2 separate regions of the Homo sapiens genome follow, and region 1 is linked to region 2. Evidence: chromatin loops called from intact Hi-C (ENCODE). Cell type or tissue: PC-9. All regions are shown on one strand. Each heading gives the region's core, and the rest is flanking DNA. Links, peaks and the distances in the headings are about the cores only. Region 1 has its middle 25 kb from the start of MAN2B2. Region 2 holds the start of LINC02481 (long intergenic non-protein coding RNA 2481).

What was found. Peaks named below come from ENCODE experiments on the same cell type or tissue, not always from the same donor. Only the 100,000 strongest peaks of a DNase experiment are listed, where the experiment ranks them.
Region 1: it touches region 2 in a loop (11-fold over the local background); 2 of 110 quality-filtered maps call a loop at or near these places.

What each region holds. Positions count from the first base shown.
Region 1 is chr4:6,544,912-6,555,215 of GRCh38, forward strand. It overlaps a transcript of PPP2R2C not described here. Among named protein-coding and RNA genes, the nearest start is that of MAN2B2, 25 kb to the right of the region's middle. RefSeq lists a silencer at 1,778-1,827 and enhancers at 4,818-5,318, 5,319-5,819. In PC-9, for the core only: CTCF peaks have their summits at 1,941 (motif pointing left), 2,142 and 3,793 (motif pointing right); a DNase peak (open chromatin) is centred at 3,790.
Region 2 is chr4:6,682,409-6,697,727 of GRCh38, forward strand. It overlaps LINC02481 (long intergenic non-protein coding RNA 2481), which reads right to left and starts at 8,111. Exons shown (of 3, transcript NR_147207.1): 1 at 7,891-8,111; 2 at 6,901-7,051; 3 at 5,040-6,488. S100P (S100 calcium binding protein P) reads left to right here and starts at 11,470. Exons shown (of 2, transcript NM_005980.3): 1 at 11,470-11,662; 2 at 14,485-14,762. The coding sequence starts at 11,525. The coding sequence ends at 14,634. RefSeq lists enhancers at 724-1,226, 1,778-2,279, 6,181-7,380, 6,382-7,129, 10,154-10,691 and 3 more. In PC-9, for the core only: CTCF peaks have their summits at 5,953, 7,853 and 8,065; DNase peaks (open chromatin) are centred at 5,763, 6,723, 7,333 and 7,713; H3K4me3 peaks cover 1,488 bases; H3K27ac peaks cover 4,186 bases.

The DNA of each region.
Region 1 (10,304 bases), core at 1-8,000, 140 kb before region 2:
CAAATAATTCTTCAGTGAATTTAGGCAGAAGGAGATTTCTTAAATTTTTTTTTATAATTTCCTCAGGATAAATCCCCAAGAGTGTAAATGCAGTGTCAGGAAGGATGACGACTTTTTCCAGTGCCTGCTGCCTAATGCCAGGCCGGTTCTCAAAGGGGTCCCCACAGCCTGGGGCTCTCCCGGGCTCACCCTCACCATACCAGCACCAGGAGATACGTTATTAATGAAAAAGTCAGGCCTATTGCCTCCTCCAGACATTTTGGAAAAGCTCACATAGTTTTTAGGGATTTGTTAAAAATTCATTTCAGAAGTTCTACCAACGCACCAGTATTTCAACAACTGCCTAAGTAAACAACAAAATGACTGAAATCGTGTTATAATTTATCATAGTAGCAGTGGAGCTCAAAATCAATAAGTTAATTTACCTCCACTAACAAGGTGCTTTAGAGTCACAAGTGAGTACAAAATCAAATGCCTAAAAGGTGCAGGCCATGAGGGACCAGGTATGCCAGAAGACTAATCACCAAAAATTACTGTCTTAAGTCTCAGGTGTCATAAAGCCAGGCATGTTTCTTTTACATAAGTCTCTTTTCCATGATACCCATGAGGCTCAAGGCAGAGAACCAGACACCAAGGAAGAGGCTCTGGGACAAGGTCAGGGGGCCTGGTTCCCATCCCAGCTCAGACATGAATGCACTCAGCCATTCTGAACCAGTGGCTGCACCTCTCTGACATCAGTTTCTCCTATAGAATCTCTGAGCAACCCTCTTTTTCTAAGAATCCCCAATTCCCTGCCTGACTCTTGTTAGCTGGGGCACCTCGGGTGGGCAGTTTCATTCTTCAGGGCCTCAGTTTCTTCAGCTGTAAGGTAAACACAGTAAGGCAACGTTTGCTTCTCTCTTAGGGCCATCACATGGATTCAAGCAAGATATTGTAGCAAAATCAGTATTTCGCTGACCAACATCTACTGTTGATTTAGCTACAAAGGGTTGTGGGAATAGAGGTAGAAAGCTATGGAAGGCAATGCCCCAGCACCACAGTTCCCTGGGTGGGGGGTGGGGGGGTTGCGTGGGGCAGTTTCCAGAGAAGCATGGAGAGATGGAGTTATTGGGACCCACAAAGCACAGAATCAACACGTGGCTAAACGAGAAGGGCCCTGAGAACGATAATAGCAGCTGTCGCTGACTTAGCATCAATGGTGCACTGGCCACTGTATTCAGAGCTTTGGAGACATATCCATGGGAACTCTGCAAGGTCAGGTTTATGGTCAGGATCTTCCATAAGAGGAAGGCAAAAGGTTTCAAGTGTGGCTGCAGTACAGCCAGAGTCAAACCGGTGATCACGGGCAAGGCAGGGTTGAGTTGGACATCACATCTCCTGACTTCACACCTGGGAGGGGGTGCACTGGAGGGGCCGTTGACACACAGCATGTGCTTTAAAAAAAGTATTAGTAGTGGTCATAGCAATAGGAATAATAGTATCTTGAGATTACTAAAATCTGCAGCATCTCATTAATCCTCACAATAACTTCTTAAAGGAGCTGTGGTTATCATTCCCACTTAACAGATGAGAAAAAATCAAGGCTCAGGGATGTGCAATGACTAGCCCAGGGCCACACAGCTGGTGAGTGGTAGATTCTGACAAAGCCTTCTCAGGCCTGCACCCTTCACTAAGCATCTCAGCCGTCCCTTCTCTTTCCAACCTCAGGGATGCAAAGGTTGGGGACCACATATTGGGAATATAAAACAGTATATTTCTTAGACCCAAAGGTGTGTTCGTTTTCAAAGGAACAGAAAACAGGGCTGAAGCCCTCAGGAGCTCCCGGGCCCATCATGTGCTCCACCCGCTGTCAGAATTTCAGCACCAAGAACAGCGACAGACTTAAATCATGGCGCCCTCTGGTGGTCCTTATGAAAAAGGGCAGGCCGTGAAGCGGGGGCTCTGCCGAGGGTCAGCCCGGAATCTTTGGAAAAGGGTGGGGACAAAAGATGGAAGAGGGGAGAAAAGGAAAGAGGGGAGGAAAGAGAGACGGGAAGAAGAGCAACAGCTAACGGCCCCCAAGCACAGGTAGCAGACAGCCTCTAAATGCTCCCAGCGGCTCACATTCACCTGATAACCTGGGGTTGGGGGAGCATTTGGGGGAAACTTGTGCAAGCCAGACCTCGGCCTCTGAAAACATTTACTCATCTTCAAAACATGCAGTCACTCAGATTCGGCGATTATCAAGATTTTGCCACACTTGCTTCATCTCTCCCTTTTTTTTCTCTTGCCTATTTTTTCTTCACTGGAGATTTTAAAGTAAAATCACGCCCTTACACTTCAGCATGCATCTCTAAAAATATGGGCACTTCCTTACATAACCAAAATGCCATTATCACACCTAACAAAGCAACAATAGCTTCTTGGAATCATCTAGTAGAGTCCCTAATCTAACTTTCCTGAGTGTCTCGGTGAAACCATAAGAAGGTATGATAAGGAAGCTAACCAAGGAAATAGCAGATTCTCGCCCTCGACCTCACTGGTCACCCTGTGCTCCAGTACCCGTGGGAACACTGGACACTGGGTGCCTTCTGGCGGGATGCACTGGGAAGCCCACCTCACCAATAACCAAGCATTCCTGCCAAGAAAAACAGGCCTGAGGCTCAATCTAATAAACGCTCTGCGGATTTCTGATTATGAAAATAGAGGGGCAGGAGAGAAGTGCCCAGGGACACCACAGGGAAGCCATAGATACACCCAGAAGGCAGGACCTCCTACAGGATAAAGGACCCAGCGTCTGCAATGGGCCTGGGGCAGGTGCAAAGGGTGATCTTTCAGCTAGTGGTGCTGAAACAACCGGACATCCATATGCAAAAACGCAACGGGACACAGGCCTCTCATCTCAGAGAAAAATTGGTTCAAAACAGATCACACACCTACATGTGAAGCCTAAAACCATGAGACTTTTAAAAGTCTCAGATAAGCACATAAAAAGATGCTCAACATTTTTAACCATGGGGGAATTACAAATTAAAATCATAATGGGGCCAGGCACGGTAGCTCACACCTGTAATCCCAGCACTTTGGGAGGCCAAGGCAGGCAGATCACTTGAGGTCAGGAGTTCGAGACCAGCCTGGCCAACGTGGTGAAACCCCATCTCTATTAAAAATACAAAAATTAACCAGGCATGGTGGTGGGCACCTGTAATCCCAGCTACTCCGGAGGCTGAGGCAGGAGAACTGCTTGAACCCGGGAGGCAGGGGCTGCAGTGAGCCAAGATCATGCCACTGCACTCCAGCCGGGGCAACAGAGTGAGACTCTGTCTTAAAAGAAAAAGAAGAAGAAGAAGAAGAAGAAGTCATAATGGGGCACAACCACACCTGTTAGGATGGCTAACACTCAGCCTCTCTGAGCCTCCCGGTCCCCCACTGGTGGAATGAGATGGATGACAACCCACCTTCTCCACCTCCAAGCTTCCTGCTCCCATCCTCACAGCCACCAGCCGGCACATCCCAAAGCACAGACACAAGGGCTGATGAGGGTGCAGAGCGCCTGGAACCCTTGTGCGTGACATCTGTGGATGCAAAGACAGCACAGCGACTCCTGAAAACAGCCCTGTATTTGGATGCTGAGTCAGTTAGGAGTGAAGAGGTTTATTGGGAGGTCACACTTGTTAAAGGTAAAAGGTAGAAGAGCCAGTGTGGGCAGGTAGAGCTTCCCGACAGCCATGCAAGTGTGACTGACCCTCTCAGCCAACCGACAGCAAGCTCCAGGGCAAAGGCTGCCTGCCAGAGTCCTGGTGTGTGCAGAAATGGGCAGGCCCTAGAAATCCCTCCAGGGGGCAGTCATTGGCTGAGGGCTGCCAGAAAGAACAGCCTTGGTTCAGTGGGAGAGGCAGATCCTGAAGATGCCAAAATCCAGAGGCAGTCAAGCGACTGCCTGCCCTGAGGCTGGACAGCAAAGTCTTTCTTGAAGGGGGATCTGAGCCTCGCACCTCCTTCTGCCCACCTCCCTAAATGAACAGTGCCCGTCCCTTGGCAGCCCTCTCCCCGCCTTCCCTCTTAGCAGTACTGTCACCCCAACATGCTCTTGAATGTTTATGTGTTTGTCCCTTCACTGACAGATCCCCCATTGGCTCAGTTCCTCCCACGTGCAAGGTGTCTGGTAAATATCTGTTGAATAAATTGGTTAATCCTGTCCAGACCTCTGGAGCTAAGCCACTGGTCTAAGCCACCATCATTGCTCACTCCTACACTGCAGTAGCCTCCAAAGTCATCCCCTGGTTCTCACTTTGCCCCCCACAAAGTCCATGCCCCATACAGCAGGCAGACTGACGCTGTAAAAATGGAAATTGGACCACGTCGTTTTTCCACCTCCACCCCCACCCTTCCCACTCTCTGCTTTGGCCACACCAGCCTCCTTGCTGCCACAGAACACGCCAGGCTCATTTCATTCCAGAGCTTTGCACCTGGATCCAGTGACAGACAACTCCAGATGGAGGGTGGTCCGGGGAGGCCTCCCGGAGGAGGTGACTTTTCAGCTGGGACCTGAATAATGACAAAGATACAGGGAAGGGAGTCCCAGGCAGAATCACAGAAGGTGAGGCCCTCAGGAGTGAAATGCCCCTCACCTGTGCCTTCCTGGGCACGACCCTCCACTTCTCCACCTGCAGAGCCAGACTGATAACACCGGCTCCTTCCTGCTCCTGTAGAGTGGCCACAGGTTTGCAGCCCTGAGAGCAGTGGGCTCTGATGACACCTGCTGGCTGTGTGACCTCACGTAACCCCTCCTCATCCCTAGGGAGGATAACGGGAGGCACCTGCAGCACGGGCAGTAGCTGGAGCCCACGGATGAGCTTTAAGGTATGAGCTACTTTCCCACGTAGGGCCTGGCACACAGTAGGCACTTATTCAGTGGTGGCCACTATTGAGCCTGCCCTGACAGTCCTTATGGGACAGCAGCTGTAACGAACGTTATTTCTCGAGACTCAGTTCCCAGGTGAATATCTGGGGAGAAACATGCTCAACTGATGCTTGCAGAGAAGTATTTCTTTAAAGTGACATAACCAGCCCTCACCCTGTGCCAATAAAGGTCTGGCAGCACCACAGTGCTTTATTTTTAACCTGTCACCTTGTCACCGCAGCACGAGGTGCAGCTGAGGTCACAGCGGGGTAGGGGGACAGCCAATGGCTCATCCCACGGGCCTGGGCCCCAGTCTCACCTCCATGCTCACTGCCTGCATGACCTTGAGTGAGTCACTCAGCCTCTCTGAGCCTCCCCGTCCCCCACTGGTGGAATGAGATGGATGACAACCCACCTTCTCCACCTCCAAGCTTCCTGTTCCCCTCCTCACAGCCACCAGCCGGCACATCCCAAAGCACAGACACAATCAGCCCCCAGCCCAGTTACCAAGTCTGCCCCCTCCCCACAGTGCCCTCAGGCCAGCACATGAGACCCTTGCCAAGACACCCCCACTACCCTCTGCAGCCTCAGCTCTCACTGCTTCCTCCCGGGAAGGCTACGCCCAGCTGCACAGAACTTCACCCTTCACTAACAAGCCATGCACTCCTACAACGCCAACCCGAAACACGTGCTGTTTCCTCTGCCGGGAATGCTTTCCCCTCATTCTTCTAGCTTAATATCTTCTACTCTGGGAAGCACAGACAGACCTGGCCCCTCCTCACTCCCTGCATGAGGCTCCAGGGCAACCAGTCTACAATATTTCGCAGAGCATCTTAGGGGGACACTCTTTTTTATTTAGAGATGGAGTCTTGCTTGTTTGTTCCCCAGGCTGGAGTACAGCTCCACATCTGGCACTATCACAGCTCACTGCAGCCTCAAATTCCTGAGCTCAATGGATACTTCTGCCTTAGCCTCCTAAGTAGCTGGGACTACAGGTGCAGGCCACCATGCCCAGCTAATTTTCTTTAATATTTTATAGAGATAAGGGCTCACTGTTGCCCAGGCTGATCTTGAATTACTCACCTCAAGTGATCCTCCCACCTCAGCATCCCAAAGTGCTGGGGTTACAGGCATGAGCCACAGTGCCCAGCTAGAGCAACACTTTTGTTTTGGTCTCTCTCTAGAAAGAGAGTCCTCCTGGAGGTCAATTGCCATACCTTCCTCGCCTCCGGGGCCATGGAGCCTGGTGGTTATGCACAAGCCTCTCCAGTTAGGTTGCCCGAGCTCAAAGCCCACTCTCCCACAGGTTAGCTCAGCAGCCACAGGTGAGCCTCTTCCCCTTTTGTGCTGCAGTATCCACATGTGTAAGCTGGGGATAAGAAACATACCTGCCTTCCAGGGGGATTGGAGGCTACTTGGCCTCAGAAGGCACTTAGAAAGCCCCTGGCAAGTCACGAGTGCTCATGTATGTCACATGCTCCTAATGTGCTCTCTGGGTTTCCAGCACAGACCACAGCCTGCAGTGGGTGCTCAGGTGATATTTGTAGAATGAATGAACAAACACGTGGCATGGAGAACAAAGCCAATAGGAGTCCAGTGGGAGAAAAGTAACTGAAACTCCCAGCTGGAAAAGGAGAAAATAAAACTAGAGGTAAAGTGTTGTGGTATGGCCACAAGTCCCCCCATCAAGAGATGAGGTCTATGCCTCCTCCTCTTGAGTCTGGTGGGCCTGTGACCCACTCAACCAAGAGCCTAGCAGAAATGAAGCTCTGGGACACCAAAAGCTGGGCATCAAAGGCCACACAACTGCCATCTTGTTCCCTGGACATTGCACCAGGAAACTTGAGCACCATGGAAGGAGTCCCACCACCCTGGGCTGCCATGCTGGACAAGCCACATGTCAGGGCTCAGGTGACAGTCCCAGCTGAGCTCAGCCCCTGCTGTCCCCACCAAGGCACCATAAATTACAGGGAAGCCACTGTGGGCCACCCAGCCCAGTCCATCCTCCAGCTGAACACCAACAAGCGACCTCGGTGTAGGCAACATGCAGCAGAAGAATCACCCAGCTGAGCCCTTCCTCAGCTCCTGGCTCTTAAAACCATGAAACACAATGAAATGGCCATTCTCAGCTGGCACATCATGGGATCATTTGTTAGGAAGCCACAGATAACTGGAGAGAAAGTGGAGAGACTTTGGAAGTGGAAGGAAAAGATGATGTGAGTGAAGATGAGACAAGTGGCAGCAAAGGACCAGCAAAGACAGCAGGTGCTGTGTGTGCTACACATCTGAGCCTACAGGTCCACTTTTGCCACAAGGGGAGACCTGAGCCCACTGTTCCCAAATGCAGTAATCATTTCCATGGCACCTGCTCTGAAATGCAGGCAGTCTCCCTGCAATTTTTTCATTTGTTCTCATTGTGTAAGTTCCCTATGGCTGCTGTAACACATTTCCACAACCATAGTGGCTTAGAAAAACAGAAGCTTATTCTCTAACTGTTCTGGAGGTCAGAAGTCTGAAATCAGCCTCACTGGGCTAAAGTCAAGGTGTGGGCAGGGCTGGTTCCTGCTGGAGGCCCCAGGGGAGGATCCGTTTCCTTGATCTTCGAGCTTCTGGAGGTGTCCGCATTCCTTGGCTCATGACCCCTCCCTCCATCTTCAAAACCATCAGCTCAGCATCTTCAAATCTCTCTCCCTCTCTTCCTCTTTCTCTCCTCTTTCTTTCTCCCTCTCTTCTCTTCTCCCTCTCTTCCTCTTTCTCTCCTCTGCTTGTGTCATCCCATCTCCTTCTCTGATTCTGACCCTCCTACCTCCCTCTTATAAGGACCCCTGTGATGACATTGGGCCTACCCAGATAATCCAGGTCAACCTCCCCAACTCAAGAGCCTTAACTTAATCTCATCTGCAAACTTCCTTTTGCCATGTAAGGTAACAAATTCACAGGTCTGGGGATTAGAATGTGGACATCTTTGGGGGGCATTATTCTTTCCACTACACTCACAAACATCCTGCAAAAGTGGACTTTATTGTCCTAATTTGACAATAAGGCTCAGGAAGGTGGGGCCATTGCCTGATGTCATGTGAGTAGCAGAGGCAAGAGCCAGTTTCAGGATGAATGGCCACACACATGCCCCAGTTCCAATGGCCTCCATAGATGTTGGGGTCTCACTGGAGGCAGAATTCACCCCAGATAGTTCAACAGAAGAGAAGTAAACAAAGAGGTGACCTACAGGAAGTGACCAAGGAAGCATTTGGGGCACATAGGGACTAAGGGCAAGGACAGGAGGCTGTTACTCCCTGGGCTGAAAGGTGCAGGGGAAGAGAACTGGGACCATGAGACAGGATCCACTGGCACAAGCTGTGACCATGGAGAGCACAGCCGACCCTAGGATTGCAGCGCCACCGCAGGGAGAAGAACGGGGAGTGTTCCCCCTCTCCCTCCTGCCCTGCAAGCTCTGACTGGTGCCTCCCACTGGCCAAACTCCACGGGAGCCTTAGGGCAGGGACCACAGGTGATGCAGCCTCCAGGGCACCACACTGGACAGAGAGGTGAAAAATAGATCTACGGGTCAAGTGGAGAAATCCAGCGCAGTCCACTGTGGCCACTCAGCAAACATCCTCGTCCCCCTATCCGGGAAGAAACTCTCAGCCCAACACAGTAAGGCACGGGGTCCCACCAGCAACGGTATCATTGAGGGAGACGCCACTTCAGATGCCTGCCTTGAGCCTACAGCACCACACTGTCCACCACAGGTAGCCTTCATTCAAGGTGGCCAGGAGAGATGAGGGCAGGGGAAAAAGGGCCAATCAGCAGCGAGTCCTTCTTCCTCCACCCACCGATAGGCACCTTGCCTGTGCCAGAGCACCTGGTTCTTCACCTGGGGGAACGACCCAAGTTTTCACCCATGATCTGGGTCTGTCATGCTCCCATCTCTATGTTCAGGGCTGCCATGCTCAGTAGACCTTTTTTATCAGATGTCAGTGCTAAGAAGCATCCCCGTGGATCCTCTGGGCCCCAGATACCACCAAGAAGTGACCTCATTTATCCTTGGTAGCTAGGAGCAGTCACCCCTCATCCCAGTGCCCCCTTCTCTACCAGGCCACCCAGCAGCAGCAGGAGTCCAAATGGCCTCGGTCCCAGTGTCCACTTTCACAGACTGTGGCCCTGCTCCCTGATGGAAGCCTTCCTTCTTGGGGCACCAGGACCCCCAAACACACCACGCCTAATGAACTAGAAGCAAAATTAGTTCAAGGGGTTATCAGGGGGTGACTGCTATGGGTTGAACTGTGTGCTCTCCCCACAAAAAATTCACATTGAAGTCCAAACCCACAATACCTCAGCATGTGACCTTATTTGGAAATAGGGTCACTGCAGATGTCATTAGTTAAAATGAGGCCATGCTGGAGTAGGGTTTACCCCCAATCCAAAATGACGGGTGCCCTCATCAAAGAGGAAATTTGGACACAGAGACAGACAGGCACAGGGAGAAAGGCAGACACCACGGTGACACCATCTACAAGCCAAAGAATGCCAAAGATGGACAGCAAATCACAATAAGCTGGGAGAGGGGTACAGGACAGATTCCCCCTCTAATTCCTCCATAGAAACTGACCCAGCTATCGTCTTCGTCCCAGACTGCTGGCTGCCAGAACCATGAGACAATCAATTTCCTTTCTTCAAGCCACTCTGTGTGTAGTGCTTTGTTAAGGCAGCCTCAGTCTGTAGACGGCTACAACAAGATACCTTAGACTGAGTAGTTTATGAATAACAGAAATTGATTGCTCACTGGCCGGGCACAGTGGCTCACACCTGCAATCCCAGCACTTTGGGAGGCCAAGGCAGGCAGAGTACTTGAGGTCAGGAGTTCAAGACCAGCCTGGCCAGCATGGTGAAACCCTGTCTTTACTAAAAATACAAAAATCAGCCAGGCCTGGTGGTGCACACCTGTAATCCCAGCTACTGAGGAAGCTGAGGCACGAGAATCGCTTGAACCCAGGAAGCAGAGATTGCAGTGAGCCAAGATCATGCCACTGCACTCCAGCCTGGGTGACAGAGTGAGACTCCATCTCAAAAAAAAAAAAAAGAAAAAGAAAAAGAAAGGAAGGAAGGAAGGAAGGAAGGAAGGAAGGAAGGAAGGAAGGAAAGAAAGAAAGAAAGAAAGAAAGAAAGAAAGAAAGAGAAAGAAAGAAAAGAGAAGAGAAGAGAAGAGAAAAGAAAAGAAAAAGAAATTGCTCACAATTCTGGAGGCTGAGAAGTCCAAGATCAAGATGCCAGCAGATTCGATTCAGTGTCTGACAAGGGCTCTGTGCTTCAAGGATGGCGCCTTCTCACTGCGTCCTCACATGGTAGATATCTGCCTCGGCCTCTTTTATAAGGGCTCCACCCTCTTGACCTCTTGACCTAATCACCTCCCAAAGCCCCACCC
Region 2 (15,319 bases), core at 1,939-9,938:
GCTTGAACCCGGGAGGCAGAGGTTGCAGTGAGTCAAGATGGCGCCATTGCACTCTAACCTGGGCAACAGAGTGAGACTCTGTCAAAAAAAAAAAAAAGAAAAAAAAAAAAGGAAATTCCATAAGGTCTTTGTCAAGGCTGCTGAGCCTGAATAAGTCCAGTAAGGTAATGCACCCCACTGGCAGATGAGTGGAGAAAGAAAAACACACTAAGGTCTCATTAGACACAGAAAAGGCATTTCACGCAATCTAGTACATGAACATTCATTTCAAAACTTCTCACACGCTAGTACTAGGTGGATAAAATTGTCCACTTACAACCTGCGGGAAACATTCTCCTTAAGCCAGGGGACAATGAAGCCATGCCATGTAACATGATGGCAGCAGGGTGCTTGTGGCTGGAGCGGGAGGGCTGGGGCGGGGAGCAGTGAGGCAGAGATTTGGTTGGTTGCTTGGTTGGTTTTAAATAAACCTTTACCACCCATGCACCTGGGAAACACTTAATCGTGGCTCACACCAGCCAGCTCTCCTCACCTAGTTGCAGACAGCACCCCAGGTCTGCTGTGGGCAGCAGAGTTTGGCAGGATGCTGACCCTCACCTTGACCCTGACCCCTCCAGTCCTCCACCCTCTGTCTCTCCTCTCCCAGCCCTGCCTCCATACCACCCACAGCTCCAGGAAAGGGGCCCCTGTCCTGAGCTGGGCTCCAGGCATTCAGAGGTGGGTTGGACCCACCCTTGGCCTTTGCAGAGCTCCCAGGCCACTGGCAGGGCTAGTGCTCGTAGAGAGGGAGGCCCTAACCAAAGGGACCAGAACAAGAGGGACGAGACCGCCTTGCTGGACTGAAGTGGAAAGCGTGCTGGGAGGGCTCAGGTGGAAAGGCAAGCTGTGCCAGAGCAGGACAGTGGCCATGGTGCCTGTGAAGGAAGATGCGCGCCTTCTCACTGCTGCACACACCAGCGCTGACTCCTACAAGCTGGGGTGTGTGGCAACATTCTTCTGGAAGAAACCACAGCAACTGTTAGTAGTTGCCCCAGACTGAGGGCTGAGGCTGGGTCGAGTGAGGGTTTTCCGTTTCATCAGGTGCCCTTCTAATCTCGCTTAAATTTTCTAAACCTGCTTGAGACCCTCTTTATTTAGTTGCTAATATCAACAAAATATATCTGAGTAGCAAGATTAAGCTCCGTTTTTTTGTTATTTATACTTCATAGTGTTTAAAAAACTAATAAAAGTAATATTAAGCCAGGTGTGGTGGTTCATGCCTGTAATCCCAGTGATTTGGGAGGCTTGCTTGAGCCCAGGAGTCCAAGACCAGCCTGGGTAACATAGCAAGGCCCCGTCTCTACAAAAAGAATTTTTAAAAAATTAGTCCCCACTACTCAGGAGGCTGAAGCAAGAGGATGGCTTGAGCCCAGGAGTTCGAGGCTGCAGTGAGCTATCATGCCACTGCACTCCAGCCTGGGCAGCAGAATGAGACTCTGTCTCTAAAAAATTTAAAAAGTAGTGTTATACAATTTTTTTTTTTTTGAGACAGAGTCTCGCTCTGTTACCCAGGCTGGAGTGCAGTGGCACAATCTCTGCTCACTGCAACCTCCAACTCCCGGGCTCAAGCGATTCTCCTGCCTCAGCCTCCCAAGTAGCTGGGATTACAGGCGCCTGCCACCACGCCTGGCTAATTTTTGTATTTTTAGAAGAGACGGGGTCTCACCATGTTCGAGGAGGTCACCTCGAACTCCTGACCTCAGGTGATCTGCCCACCTCGACCTCCCAAAATGCTAGGATTACAGGCGTGAGCCACTGTGCCTGGCCACAAATTTTTTAAAATAAACGTTAGAGGTAAAACATGTAAGCATTCAGGTGCTTCAACTTTAGTCTCATTTCCAGGAGTCCATCTAAAGAAAGAGGGGCCGGGCCAGAGTGCTCAGCAGCAGTCCCCATCCGCACACCTCCAGGACAAGCGCCACAGTGTCGCGATCACAGTTGCTGGCTGAGGGAAAATGTCTCGTGCACTTTATTCAGGGTCTTCACAGCTCCCCATGAGGCAGATGCCAGCGTCGCTCTCTGCGGGCTCCCCTTAAGGCCCCCGGTTCCAGAACAAACCGCTGCTCTCCTCACAAGGACAAGAGACTCCCCTGCTCTCCCGCCACTTCAGGAGACAGTGGGCACCTGAGGGGGCTGAGATTTGGAGAAACGGCCCCCCTTTCCTGAGCTGGCAGGGCTGGGAGTGGCTGCACCTCATAGACCAATTCCAGGAGTAGGACCCATGAGTCCTCTTCTGGTCCCAGACCCAAGCTAGCTTCTCCAACCCAGCTTTCCCGTGAACAGGATGGCCAGGCTGTGGCTCTGCGGTCTTCCCAAGGGAAGGAGGAGGCAGGGGGCTTGCACACCCCCAGGCTTCGCCCTACTCCTCCCCGCCTGACCTCTCTTGCCTGCACCGTGGGCTGGCGGGTTGGTCCCCACCAGGATGCCACAGCACCTCCTCCAGGGCAGGGACCACACTCTCCCCGGTATCCCCAGCACCTAGCGAGAGTGTTTCCAACCAAGCGTTTGCTAAACTGAACCCAGAGCCAGAAAGGAGCTTGGAAAAACTCACATGCCTGGGGCAGCCCAACCTCAGGTGAGGGGAGCGGGGGGCTTGACTGTCCCGCTCTGGCAGGAACGGATGCCCAGTGTGGTCACATCATCTGATTTCCATGTTAGGAATCCTCTTGTGTGTGTGTGTGTGTGTGAAACCTTATTTTTGAACATTGGTAACTTATTTTAACACTGATTGATTGATTGAGTTTTAAGCGATTGGCTCGTGTGATTGTGGGGACTGGTAAGTCCAAACTCTTAGGGCAGGCTGGCAGGCCTGAGACTCAGGGAATAGCTGATATCTCAGGCTTGAGTCCACACGGTGCAGGCTGGAAACTGAGTCAGGCTTTCTGTATTGTGCTCTCGAGGCAGAATTCCTTCTGGAAACCTCAGTTTCAACGGATTGGACGAGGCCTACCCACACTATGGAAGGTCATCTGTTTTATTCAAAGTCCACTAGTTAAATACTAATGACACCCAAAAATATCTTCACAGCGGCATCTAGATGAGAGTTTGAACAAACAACAGGGCCAATAGCCTATCCAAGTGGACAGATAACATTCACCATTCAGCTGCCAATGAGCAACTGCCGGATGGGCACTGCCCATCCTCACAACAATCCTTGGGGTAGGAGCATGTGCACCCCATCCATTTTACAGATGAGAAAACTGGGCTTAGAGAGGTCCCCAGCCAGCACATGGCTGAGCCAGACTTGGACCCCATCCTCTGCTCCAGGCCTCAGCCTGCACCCCCACCCCAGGGTGTTGACCTTGGCAGCACTGGGAGACTCGCTGCGAGGGCAGAAGCGGCAAATGTGGGGTGTGCCGACTGCAGACTTAACAGGACTTCCACAGGCTGCAGTGCCCAGCCTCTCTCCCTCCTCCTCTCAACTCCTCCTCCTCCAGGTTCTCCAACAGGCCTTCCCTTTGTGGGCACCCAAGACCCAGACAGGGGAGCTGACTATGGAGACTGCCTCGCCTGGGTCAGGACCCCCAGTGCACATGGCCACTCGGGGGTGGGAAGAACTGTCTCTCCAGGAACTGGCTGGATGGGTCTGGGAGATGGAGACCCCGTGTTTTCACAGGGCTCCTGATTTCTCCCCATGTGAGTTTCTTAGTCTAAATAGAAATGTTTTAAAACCCCTGGTGTTCTAATGTGCCCAGCATGCACTGTGCACGCCTAGGAATCTGGGCACCTTGGTGTGAGAATGTGGGCTCTGTGGGTTCAGAGTCCTGGAGGTGATCTCATCTGAATCCCTTGTTTTACAGATGAAGAAAGTGGCCCTAGAGGAAGGAAAGGGCCCCAGAGTCACTCAGGAAGTCAGTGACCCAGGGGCTGGGCAGGCTGCTCACCTGAGGCCAGTACCCTGCACCAGCCAGCCCTGTGCTCACAGGCAGGGGGCCCCGTTCCTGCCACCACCGGGACACTTGAGATGTCCCTGTGCTTCTACTTAAAATGAAGGTCACAGGGAGGAATTCATGTCCATGCCAGAGGGATCTGATGAGGAAAGACATTTGAAGCCTTTTTGGTTTTAATTTTTTTGTAGAGATGGGGTCTTGCTATGTTGCCCAGGCTGGTCTTGATCTCCTGGGCTCAAGCCATCCTCCTGCCTCAGCCTCCCAGAGTGTTGGGATTACAGGCACGAGCCACTGCATTGGCCTGAAGGACATTAGCATGTTAGATGGGCATCTGCCAGGCCTGGGTCAGCACATGCAGGAAGGTGCTCTGAGTCCCCTATGCTTCAAAGCAGAGTGCTCTCCACCACAGGCAGTCCTGGACTTGGACCCAGTCTCCCCAGATTGTCAGGGGTTTTCTGGTACTCTGTCACCTGGAAGTCTTGACTCACAAAAGAAATCAACTCAACAGAGATGATGGTGTGGCCTTGAGGAAGGCCTTGAGTGAGAAGGCAGGAGTAGTGGGGACCCGCAGATCTGGGGGGCTGTGGAACATGGAACCCTGGCCCAAAAAAGGTGGTTGGAAGACACTATGCAACCTGCTGCATCTCCTTTGAGAAGGTGGGCTTTTTCTTTCTGTTCAGGCACTTTGCCAGCGTTTAATATTTCATGTCCATCACCAAAGCCACTCTACAGCAGCTCACAGGGGTGCAGAATCACAGACTTCCAGCTTTAGGAAATATCTAAATTCCTCATCCCGCTCTCTGTCCCCCACCATCCACATCCCCCTGACTCCCGCCACATGGAGCTGCTTCCCTATCCCACAGCTTCTGCCCCTGCTGCAATCTCTCCAGATGTGCCACACTCTGTCCCAGCTCCAGTCCCTGTCGCCCCTGTGAGAATGTCCTGAGACCGGAGCACACATCAGAATCCCCTGACAGGTTTCTCTGGCCCCTCTCCCAGCCTTCCCTGCAGTGGATGCCCTGCCTCAGGGTTGTTCTAGCTCAGGGGATGCCGGCCCTGCTGTTCTGGTGTAGCAGGAGGAGCCACAGACAAAACTCCTCAGACACTGGATTAAAGAAGGAAGAGGTTTATTCAGCCGGGAGCATCAGCAGACTTGCGTCTTAAGAGCCGAGCTCCCGGAAAAAGAAATTCTTGGCCCTTTTAAGGGCTTACACCTCTAAGGGGCCCACGTGAAAGGGTCATGATAAATCGAACAAGCATGGGGAACGTGACTGGGGGCTACATGAATCAGCTAACAGAACAGAAAATTTTGCAATGCTTTTTCCTACAATGTCTGGAATTTACAGATAATACAAGTAGTTTAAGTCAGGGGTCGATATTATTATTATTACTTTTTTTAACTACCAGGGCCAGGTGGTGGTGCCAAGGTCTTCTGGCTATTTATCTTACTTCTGTTTTTTTTTTTTTTTTTTCTAACTTTTTGCTTTCTCTCTTTCCTCCTGTCTTGTAAACTAGGCAAGGTCGGGGGAGGAGGGCAGCAAGAGTAGTAGTGGTCTCCTTCCTTACTGGGACCACGCTCTGAAGACCATTCATCCAAGCAAGCCCCTTTGTCTAGCAAACACCTTCTGCTCCTTCAAGTCTCATCTGAAGCACCACCTCCTCCAGGAAGCCTCCCTGACGTTCCTGCCTGGGTAGCCGCTCCATGGGGCTCCCACAGCACACCACTGTCACACTGCACTGTCACCATCCGCTGCTTCTCAATGTCCTTGACTGAACTGGTAGCTCCTCGAGGGACAGGATGAACCAGTCACACAGCTCCTCTCCAAAGAGCTCCCAGCAGAGAAGGCAGCTGGGAGCGAGGAAGGAGGGAGCAGCAGGTGCTTCGAGCGCCACTGGGTGGCCGACACCTGCCAGGCACCTCACACGCTCCGCTGCAGTTCATCCTGCACTTTACTTACCCTTGAGTCCCCCTATCTCTGATCATTGTCACTGGTTCCTAGGAAACTGACACTCGGGTCACAAAACTTGTCCAAGGTGTCACAGAACAAATAAAGGACAAAGCCAGGGACCAAACTAAAGTCAACCTCTGCCTTTCTACAATGCCAGGCTGCTCACCGTCAAGCAACTTGGCGGTGTCACCGAACTCTGCACCGGTGTACTGAGGTGAACAGCATCCCCCAAAATTCATGTCCTTCCCAGGACCTCAGAATCCAGCCTTCTTTGCAAATCAGATCATTGTGAAAGTTCTAAGTTAAAACGGGGTCATGCTGGGGTAGGGAGGGTCCTTAATTCAATATGACTTGTGTCCTTCTGAGACACAGAGGCACATGGGGGGCCAAGTGACAACAGAGGCAGCGATTGGAGTGCAGGGCCACAGGCGGAGGAAGGCCGCCAACCACCGGAGCTGGGGACGGGCAGGGAACAGAGTCCTGCTCTGAGGCCCCAGAAGGAGCAACCCTGATGACGCCTTCATTTCTGCCTTCTCGGCTCCAGAACCAAGAGGGAGCCCATTGCTGGTGTTTTCGGCCCTCCAGTTTGTGGTGATTTGTTCCACAGCCCCTAAAAAACAAATACTACCGGTTGGGAATACTCAGTCACCAGCAACAAGAATCCCCACAGCGTCTCCACGTGGCTGCACGTAGCCGAGGGAGATCACGCCCAGGATTCCTGCAGGAAGAAAGCAGACGGCTGAGAGCCTCCTCTTTGTATTCGGCAAGACCAGGCTCCGTAGCCCTCAGGGAAACATTCGACCACAACTGTGGTGTGTGGGCCCCGCTGTTTGCTAGAGAGCCTGAGAGATGAGTCATTGGTTTCTAGCCTGGAGAAAGACGCCTGCGAGGCGAGACTGTCAGGGTCTCTGCCGCCCTCCCCAGGAGCTGTGTCCCTGAGGTGAGACGCCACCCCTGCCCTCACAGCTACCCGGTGCATGACCCCTGTGTCCAGCCTGTCCCTGAGAAACTGATTTCCTCACCTCTCTCAGCCTCCTCCCTCATCAAATATTTGTCGGAGGCATTATCAAGGATCAAACCGGTTTGATCCAGTGCAGTGCAGGAAACGCGGGCAGGGTGGAGGGGCCTGGGCTTGTTGACCAAGTTCCTCGCTGTGAGCCTCGGTTTCCCCTTCTGCAAAGTGTGGAGATCTCATCAGGTGATGAGTGAGGCCCCTCCTCCTCCTTCAGTTTCCTGCTCCTGCCCAGGCCTCCGCCAGCTCCCAGTGTCCTTGGGCGAGTGCTGCGGGGACCCTGAACCGCACATGGCTGGGGGCTCCTCACCCTGCAGCCCCTCACTGCCTCACCGTGCACATCCGCGTCTCACACCAGCGGCCATGTGGGCCTCAAAAGGGCAAACCTGACGGTGCCTCTTGTGGCTGATAACTCTCCAGACCATTGACCTGGCACAACAGGATCACCTGGGAGGTGCTGGGCCAGCCCAGCCACTGAACGGGCAGCTCTGCCTGGGTGCGGCCCAGCAAGAGCTAGTTCTTAAAATCACCTAGGAGCTCGGACGTGTGGCTGGCTCTGCGAGGCCCAGAACTACAGGATCAAGCCCCTGAGGGGCCTTCCCTGGTTGGTGCCCTCCTCCCCCTCCAGCCCATCTCCACCCTGGACCCCCGCTGCCCATCCCAACTTCTTGATTCCCCAGAGCACTGACTGGTTGTTTGTGCCTTGTTCCTCACTGTCCCACATCCCAAGGCACCGACTCCTCCAAGCCTGCCTCCCACTCCACTCCCACTTCACTCTCCCCATGCCCTTCCCGGGCATGAGTTCCTCCACCCCCCAGCACAGGCCCCGCCCTCCTCCTGGCCTCTCTGCTTCTCCCCTTCCCAGTCACCTCTTCCTTGCCACCTCCTCCATGCACATGGCGCCCTCTGTGGCTGGTACTCCCTGACACCAGGATCCCAGCCTCGTTCATCGTGCATCCCCCAGCCCAGCACAGGGACTGGAGAGCTTGGATCAACTTACAGCTCCCACCTGCTTGGGCCGGTGCTGGATCCTGGGCTACACTCGAGGGGCCGTCTGTCGCATCTGCTGAGCACAGATGTCTGGAGAAGGCCCCATCTGATCCAGATTCCAGAGGACAGAGGAGTCACTTCCAGAGCTGTTCCCATGACACTCAGGACAGGCTGGGCAGGCCAAGCCTCACCTGCCCCACTGCATAGCTTGTGTTTTCCTGAAACCTCCTGATCCCCACCTGGGCCCGACTGACTGGGGATGTCTCCTGCCTGCCCATCTCCGTGGTGATAGGGCGGCCTTGCCGAAACAAGGCCACATCCTGGCCTTCCCGGGGGTTGACTGCTGGGCCCCTTCCTGTCAGCGGTTGCTCTTTACCCTGGTTAACATGTAGAAGCTCGTGGTTCGAGCTCTTCATCTGGCCTCTTTTTTTTTTTTTTTTTTTGAGACAGAGTCTGGCTGTCGCCCAGGATGGAGTGCAGTGGTGCGATCTCAGCTCACTGCAACCTCCACCTCCCAGGCTTAAACGATTCTCCTGCCTCAGCCTCCCGAGTAGCTGGGATTACAGGCACGCGCCACCATGCCTGGCTAATTTTTGTACTTTTAGTAGAGACAGGGTTTTGCATGTTGGCCAGGCTGGTCTCGAACTCCTGATCTGAAGTGATCCACCTGCCTTGGCCTCCCAAAGTGCTGGGATTACAGGCGTGAGCCACTCCCAGCTGCCTCAAGGGCAACTCCCCGCATGGCAATAATCACGACCCCTACAGCAACATTCCTGAATAAAGTCAGAATAATTTTCTCTTTAACTGGTCCTCTGACTCAGAGGTCTGTGTTGAACCCTTTCTTGGAAAATGCCACCTCCCTCCTGAGAAGAGTCTCCAAGGGGGCTTGTCCTCAGAGTTACCCAGGTGAGCTACTCCAGCAGGGGCAGCCCTGGTGGTTTGGTGACACTCCAGTGGCCTGAACGGGTGGGGGAGTGCAGCAGTTTCCACCCGATGGATGTCCTGATCCTTCCTCCCACAGCGGTGAAAGATTAAAGTGAATAGTCGGGCATGGTGGAGCGCCCCTGTAGTCCCAGCTACTGGAGAGGCTGAGGTGAGAGGATCACTTAAGCCCAGGAGTTGGAGGCTATAGTGAGCTGTGATTGAGCCACTGCACTCCACCCTGGGTGAGAAAGCAAGACACTGTCTCTAAAAGTAAATAAATGGGGCCAGGCACGGTGGCTCATGCCTGTAATTCCAGCACTTTGGGAGGCCGAGGTGGGCAGATCACTTGAGGTTAGGAGTTCAAGACCAGCCTGGCCAACATGGTAAAACCCCATCTTTACTAAAAATACAAAAATTAGCTAGACAAGGTGGTGCATGCCTATAATCCCAGCTACTCAGGAGGCTGAAGCAGGAGAATCACTTGAACCAGGAGGCAGGGGTTGCAGTGAGCCAAGATCGTGCCACTGCACTCCAGCCTGGGTGATAGAGCGAGACTCCGTCTCAAAAAATAAATAAAAATAAATAAATAAATAAAAATTTTAAAACAAAGTGATGACCGGACTGGCCAACATGGTGAAACCCCCAAAAAATTAGCCTGGTGTGGTGGTACATGCCTGTAGTCCCAGCTACTCGGGAGGCTGAGGCTGGAGAATCACTTGAAACCGGGAAGTGGAAGTTGCAGTGAGCCGAGATCACACCACTGCACTCCAGCCTGGGCAACAGAGTGAGACTCCATCGCAAACAAACAAACAAACAAACAAAAAATATATGTGTGTGTATATCTATATATATATGTGTGTGTATATACATATGTGTGTGTGTATATATGTGTGTGTGTATATATGTGTGTATACATATATGTGTATATATGTGTATATATATGTGTGTGTGTGTGTGTGTATATATATATCTATATAACGCAGTGAATGCCCTTCCTGAGGAGCACTGCCTCTGGGGTAGGGAGCCTCCTTCTCTCTCCCACTTCTCTGGCTGGGGTGGTATGATGGTGGCCTGTGCTGTGCGACCTTATCCCAAGAGGGAACTGCCCAGCTCAGGAGTGAGCAGAATGGACCTGTCCCTGCTCCCCAAGGGGTCACCAGTGGGGCCAGTCTGAGCCTCCACTGCAGGACACCTGGGCAGAGGCAGTGTGTTCTGAGAAAGCCGGCTCTTGTGAGACCTGCTGCTGCCATCGTGCACCAAGGTTTTTCTATGTTGAGCCACAGCCCCGTGGGGAGAGTCTCGGCCCATGTGCTGGTGGAGGCTGTGTTGGGAGAGGTTAGGGAACTTGCTGGAGGCTGACACTCTGGAAGATCTCTGCTGAGAGAGAGGCCTTTGAGTGTGGGCCTACTTTGACCGGGGCAGGATGTGAACACAGGCCCCTACCTCCATGCTCTCCAGGACTCGCTCAGCCTCCCAAGCACAGACCCTCTGAGTACCTCCGCTATAGAGACGGGGAGGGGTGTGACTGTCCCTGACTCTGCCCAGAGTCCCAGGAGCCTTTGTGCCGTCTAAGCCCTGTGGGTGATTTGGGTTTGGTAAGTGCCGGGGCTCAAAAAACAACACCCCAACGTGGAAGCCTCAGAAACAAAAGTTTCTCTGTCCTGCTCCCACCCTCCTGTCTCCAGCTCCTCCTCCTCTGAGAGGCTTCCCCAAACCCTGCCATAAAACCCAGAAATATGACTCCAGTTCTCCACTCCCTCCCCTTTCTGTGTAGAAACCAGCCTAAAGAAACCCTCTGGCCTGCTTTATTTGACTGTAGGTCATAAGAGCTCCATTCCAGAAAGAGTCCTGCCCCACACCTAGAAGGAAGGAGAGCTGCTCAGAGAGGCCCCAGGGAATCTGACTCAACAGGCCCTACCAGGCTCTCCTCTTGGTCTGTGAGCATCCAGCCTTACTTTTGTATCCAATCATATTTCCATACTTCGCTGAACTGTGTTTATGGATAGTTTCCACCAGATCTTTGGATCTTCATCTTGAAGGCTGCCGTGCCACATAAGCTATGATCAAATACATCTGTTATGCTCTTCTCCTATTCATCTGCCTTCTGCCCGTTGATTTTCAGCAAACTCCCAGAGGATGAAGGGGAGTTTTCTGTTTGGCCCCACAGGGGAGGAGCGAGCGAGATTGACGTGGAAGCTGGGCCTCTGAAGGACACAGAGTGCTCTAAGAAAGGGACGATGGGGCAGATCCATGTTCACAAACACGCCCATGTGAATTCACTCTCAGATGTCTCCTCGTGTCAGCACGCTGGGTGCCAGCACGCTCTGATATTGACACAAAGGGCCACGGAGTCACCACTCACTCCACACACACTCACCCCGTGCCCACTTACCCAGGGAGGGCCAGGAATGAGGATGCCACTGTGGCTCAGTGATGGCGCCGAGACACAGGTGAACACTGTAAAATGTGGATGCCTGGAGGCAGCCCACACCCTGGGCCTTGGCTGGGGGAAAGGTTCCAGAAACGTCATCACAACGATGCATTTCATCAGAACTGAGCACATGAATGGGGAGGGGCAGGACTTCCTGAATGTCCCAACCCCACTGTCCCACCCTCTGTGTCAATATGAGGCTGCCTTATAAAGCACCAAGAGGCTGCCAGTGGGACATTTTCTCGGCCCTGCCAGCCCCCAGGAGGAAGGTGGGTCTGAATCTAGCACCATGACGGAACTAGAGACAGCCATGGGCATGATCATAGACGTCTTTTCCCGATATTCGGGCAGCGAGGGCAGCACGCAGACCCTGACCAAGGGGGAGCTCAAGGTGCTGATGGAGAAGGAGCTACCAGGCTTCCTGCAGGTGAGCCAGGCCGGCAGTGCTGGACTCAGCGGGGGCTGGGGAAGAAGGGGAAGGCGTGGCAGGCAGAGGGCTGAGAGCTGCGGTGGGGTCGGCGGTCAAGGGGCTCAGAGGCAAGAGGGACAGATCCTGAAATGCCCTGGAAGCCCAGCCAAGGAACGGACCCACCCTGGCATAAAGGCAGGGGAGGCGGGAGCATCTGAGCAGGGAGAGGGTGTGGTCAGCTTGATCCTTGAAACATGGGGTTGACCCCAGTGTATTTGTGACAGGCCTGGTGGGAGAGTGGGACTCAAACCTGTGCAGTGGGGGCAGGGGCGGAATGCAATCCAGGGCTGCCATTTGCAAGTTTGCCAAGCTTGCCAAGCCCTTGAGCCCTCGGGGCTGTCCTCCAAGGCTGCCGGCCATAAACGCCCCAGCTCTGCCTCCCACTTGCCCGCTTTCCCTGCTCCCATTCCCAGGCCCCTTGTTGCCTGGTATTAGTGGGTCTGGCAGGAAGGACGGGAGGAGGCTCCATCCTGGCACCTGTCTGCGCAGAGCTGTGGACCTCCCTTGGGCTCCCTGCCAGGGAGGAGCCACCGGCCTGAGCCTCACAGAAGGCCCCTCAGGGCGGCCAGGACCAGCTTCCTTCCGCCCGGGGCAGCCTCCGGCTGGGCTGAACAGAAGCCGTACCCTCTCCATTTCCCCTTCCCTTTGACCCCTGTCCTCTCCTTCTTTCTCACTCCCCCACTTTCTTCCTTCCTTCCCCTCCCCTTCGGGCCCCACCAGACTCTGCCTACCTGCTAAGGGGCTAACCCACATAGATGCTGATAATCAAAAATGAAAGCCTGAAATTTTCAGCCCTAGAATCACTTCAAAGACATGAAACACTTCAGAATATTGCTTCTATTTTCTTTTCTTTTCTTTTTTTTTTTTTTTGAGACAAGATGTCACTCTGTCACCCAGGCTGGAGTGCAGTGGCAGGATCACGGCTCACTGCAGCCTCGACCTCCCTGGGCTCAGGTGATCCTCCCACCTCAGCCTACCGAGTAGCTGGGACTACAGGTGCATGTCACCATACCCGGTTAATTTTTGTATTTTTTTTAGAGACAAGGTCTCACCATGTTGCCCAGGCTGGTCTCAAACTCCTGTGCTCAGGCAATGCGTCAGCCTCGACATCTCAAAGTGCTGTGATTACAGGCGTGAGCCCCGACACCTGGCCTAGTTCTATTTTCTAAATGTGAATTCTGTAAAGATATCTTTTAAAAATAAAGTTCTGTTTTTGGTAGAAAATGTAAAAATAGATAAATATGGAGGGAAGAAATCCCCCCTGGAATACAGACGCTTCCTCTCCCTTCCAGCCTTTTCCCCATATGAACATTGCTGTGAGTGAGATTTACATGCAATGTAATTTCTTTTTGAGCTTAACATTACAACATAAATTCTCAAACTCTGATGTTCATTAAACACCCCAGCCCCATCCTGGGAACTTGGGCTTGGGGCTCGGGGTGTTCTGATAATGATCAAAGTATGAGAATTGAACCCATGAGGACTTTGATCCAAGATACTGGGGTGTGGGGAGGGGCAGGCACAGGTGTCCTGGGAACACACTTTGAGAAGCAATGGCAAAGCTGGGGGTCCAGCTAATGTGTTACATTAGAATCACCTCGGGGAGGCCCTGGGTGCCCTTCTCAGCCCTCCCTCCGGAGGCTGCTGAAGCCCAGCAAAGCCGGAGTCAGAGAACAATGTCCGCCTGAGGGCAGGGCTGGGCTGGGCTGGCCTTCTGGCCCTATCTGCTCCGTGCCCAACCCAGCGCCCCGCACAGTCGGAGCTTTGTAAATACGAGGTGACTGTCTGCCTACAAACTTTGTAAACATCACTTGAAATGGCCGCAGGGTATTGTGACATGGCCATACCACTATTTGTTTGCTATTGAATTTGTACTTCCCTGCCTTACTTTTGCTATTGCAAACCATGCTGTCACTAAGGTCTTCATGCACACAGTTGTGTCTTGGTCAGATGATATGTTTCTACCAATTTTAATTGTGTTTCTTTCCACCTGGACACACAGCTCTCTGGCCCAGGGCTGGGTCATCAGCACACCCTGCTGCTGCTGTTCAGATCTGCATCCTGGTCCCGCTTGGTCCCACAGTGAGAACGCTTTGCTATCACATGGGCAGGCTCTGAGAGCCCTGCCGGCCTGGCCTTCTCAAAGAAGACCTGAGAGCTTGGGACCCAAGCAGAGAGGAAGAACAGGGCTCAGGGTGCTTGCTCCATGCTCGCTCCACACCTGGGGCTCAACCCTGGCTTTCCCCGGCTCCCTGTGTGACTTCAGGGCAGGTCCCTTGGGCCCTCTGGGCCTTATCATCTTCATCTGTAACAGGGCGATGCCTCTGCCGTGTCTGGTGGTGTTGAGGAGTTCCTGTTTGTGTAAGCAGCTAGTTCAGTGCCAGCACGAGATGGGAGGCCCATGAAGTTAGCAGTGCACAAAAAATAGAGCAAAGACTGGATGCATTTCCTGAGAACAACCATCACTGTAAAGCACTTTACAAATCCAAAGACAACCCCCGGCAAAAACTCAAAATGAAACTCCCTCTCGCAGAGCACAATTCCAATTCGCTCTAAAAACATTACAAGTTAGTTCATGTCATGCCAGATAGCTGAAGGCAGCTCACAAGTTCTTAAGGCCAGGAATGCCATGTGTCTGCTATGCACAGCTGGCCCTGGCCCTGACAGCAAAGGTGACGCAGATGTGGGTGCCCTGCTCCTGCCCAGCAGCAGTGCTTGGTGGAGGCTGAGGCCCTGCACAGGCACCCTCACTGCTGACCTTGAGCCTCTCTCTCCTCTAGAGTGGAAAAGACAAGGATGCCGTGGATAAATTGCTCAAGGACCTGGACGCCAATGGAGATGCCCAGGTGGACTTCAGTGAGTTCATAGTGTTCGTGGCTGCAATCACGTCTGCCTGTCACAAGTACTTTGAGAAGGCAGGACTCAAATGATGCCCTGGAGATGTCACAGATTCCTGGCAGAGCCATGGTCCCAGGCTTCCCAAAAGTGTTTGTTGGCAATTATTCCCCTAGGCTGAGCCTGCTCATGTACCTCTGATTAATAAATGCTTATGAAATGATCCTGGTCTCAGAGAAACTGGTTATTTCCTTAAAACCTCAGTGTCCTCTCCCCACAAAACAGAATTCACTAATTAAACTTGTCATTTCATTACTCATTGCCTGCCTGCAGTGGTGAGACAGATGAAGAAGACAAGGCAGTCGATAAAAATCCATTTGTTGGCCATCTTCTGAGTGCCCACTGAGACACAGTCCCACCTTTGGCCGTGTGAATGCCACCATGTCCTGGACCCAAGGGAGGCTCGGGTACACACATCCATGTATTTATTCATCTACTTCGTAATTCATTTAGTCGGTCACGTAGCCACTCATTGAACCTGGGCCCCTCCATCTCTCCAAACAGCATGTTTTCTTCAAGTAACATACTTCTAATATTTATTTATTTTTGAGACGGAGTCTCGCTCTTGTCACCCAGGCTGGAATGCAATGGCGCCATCTCAGCTCACTGCAACCTCCGCCTCTTGGGTTCAAGTGATTCTCCTGCCTCAGCCTCCCGAGTACCTGGGACTGCAGGCACCCGCAAAACCACACCTGGCTACTTTTTGTATTTTTAGTAGAG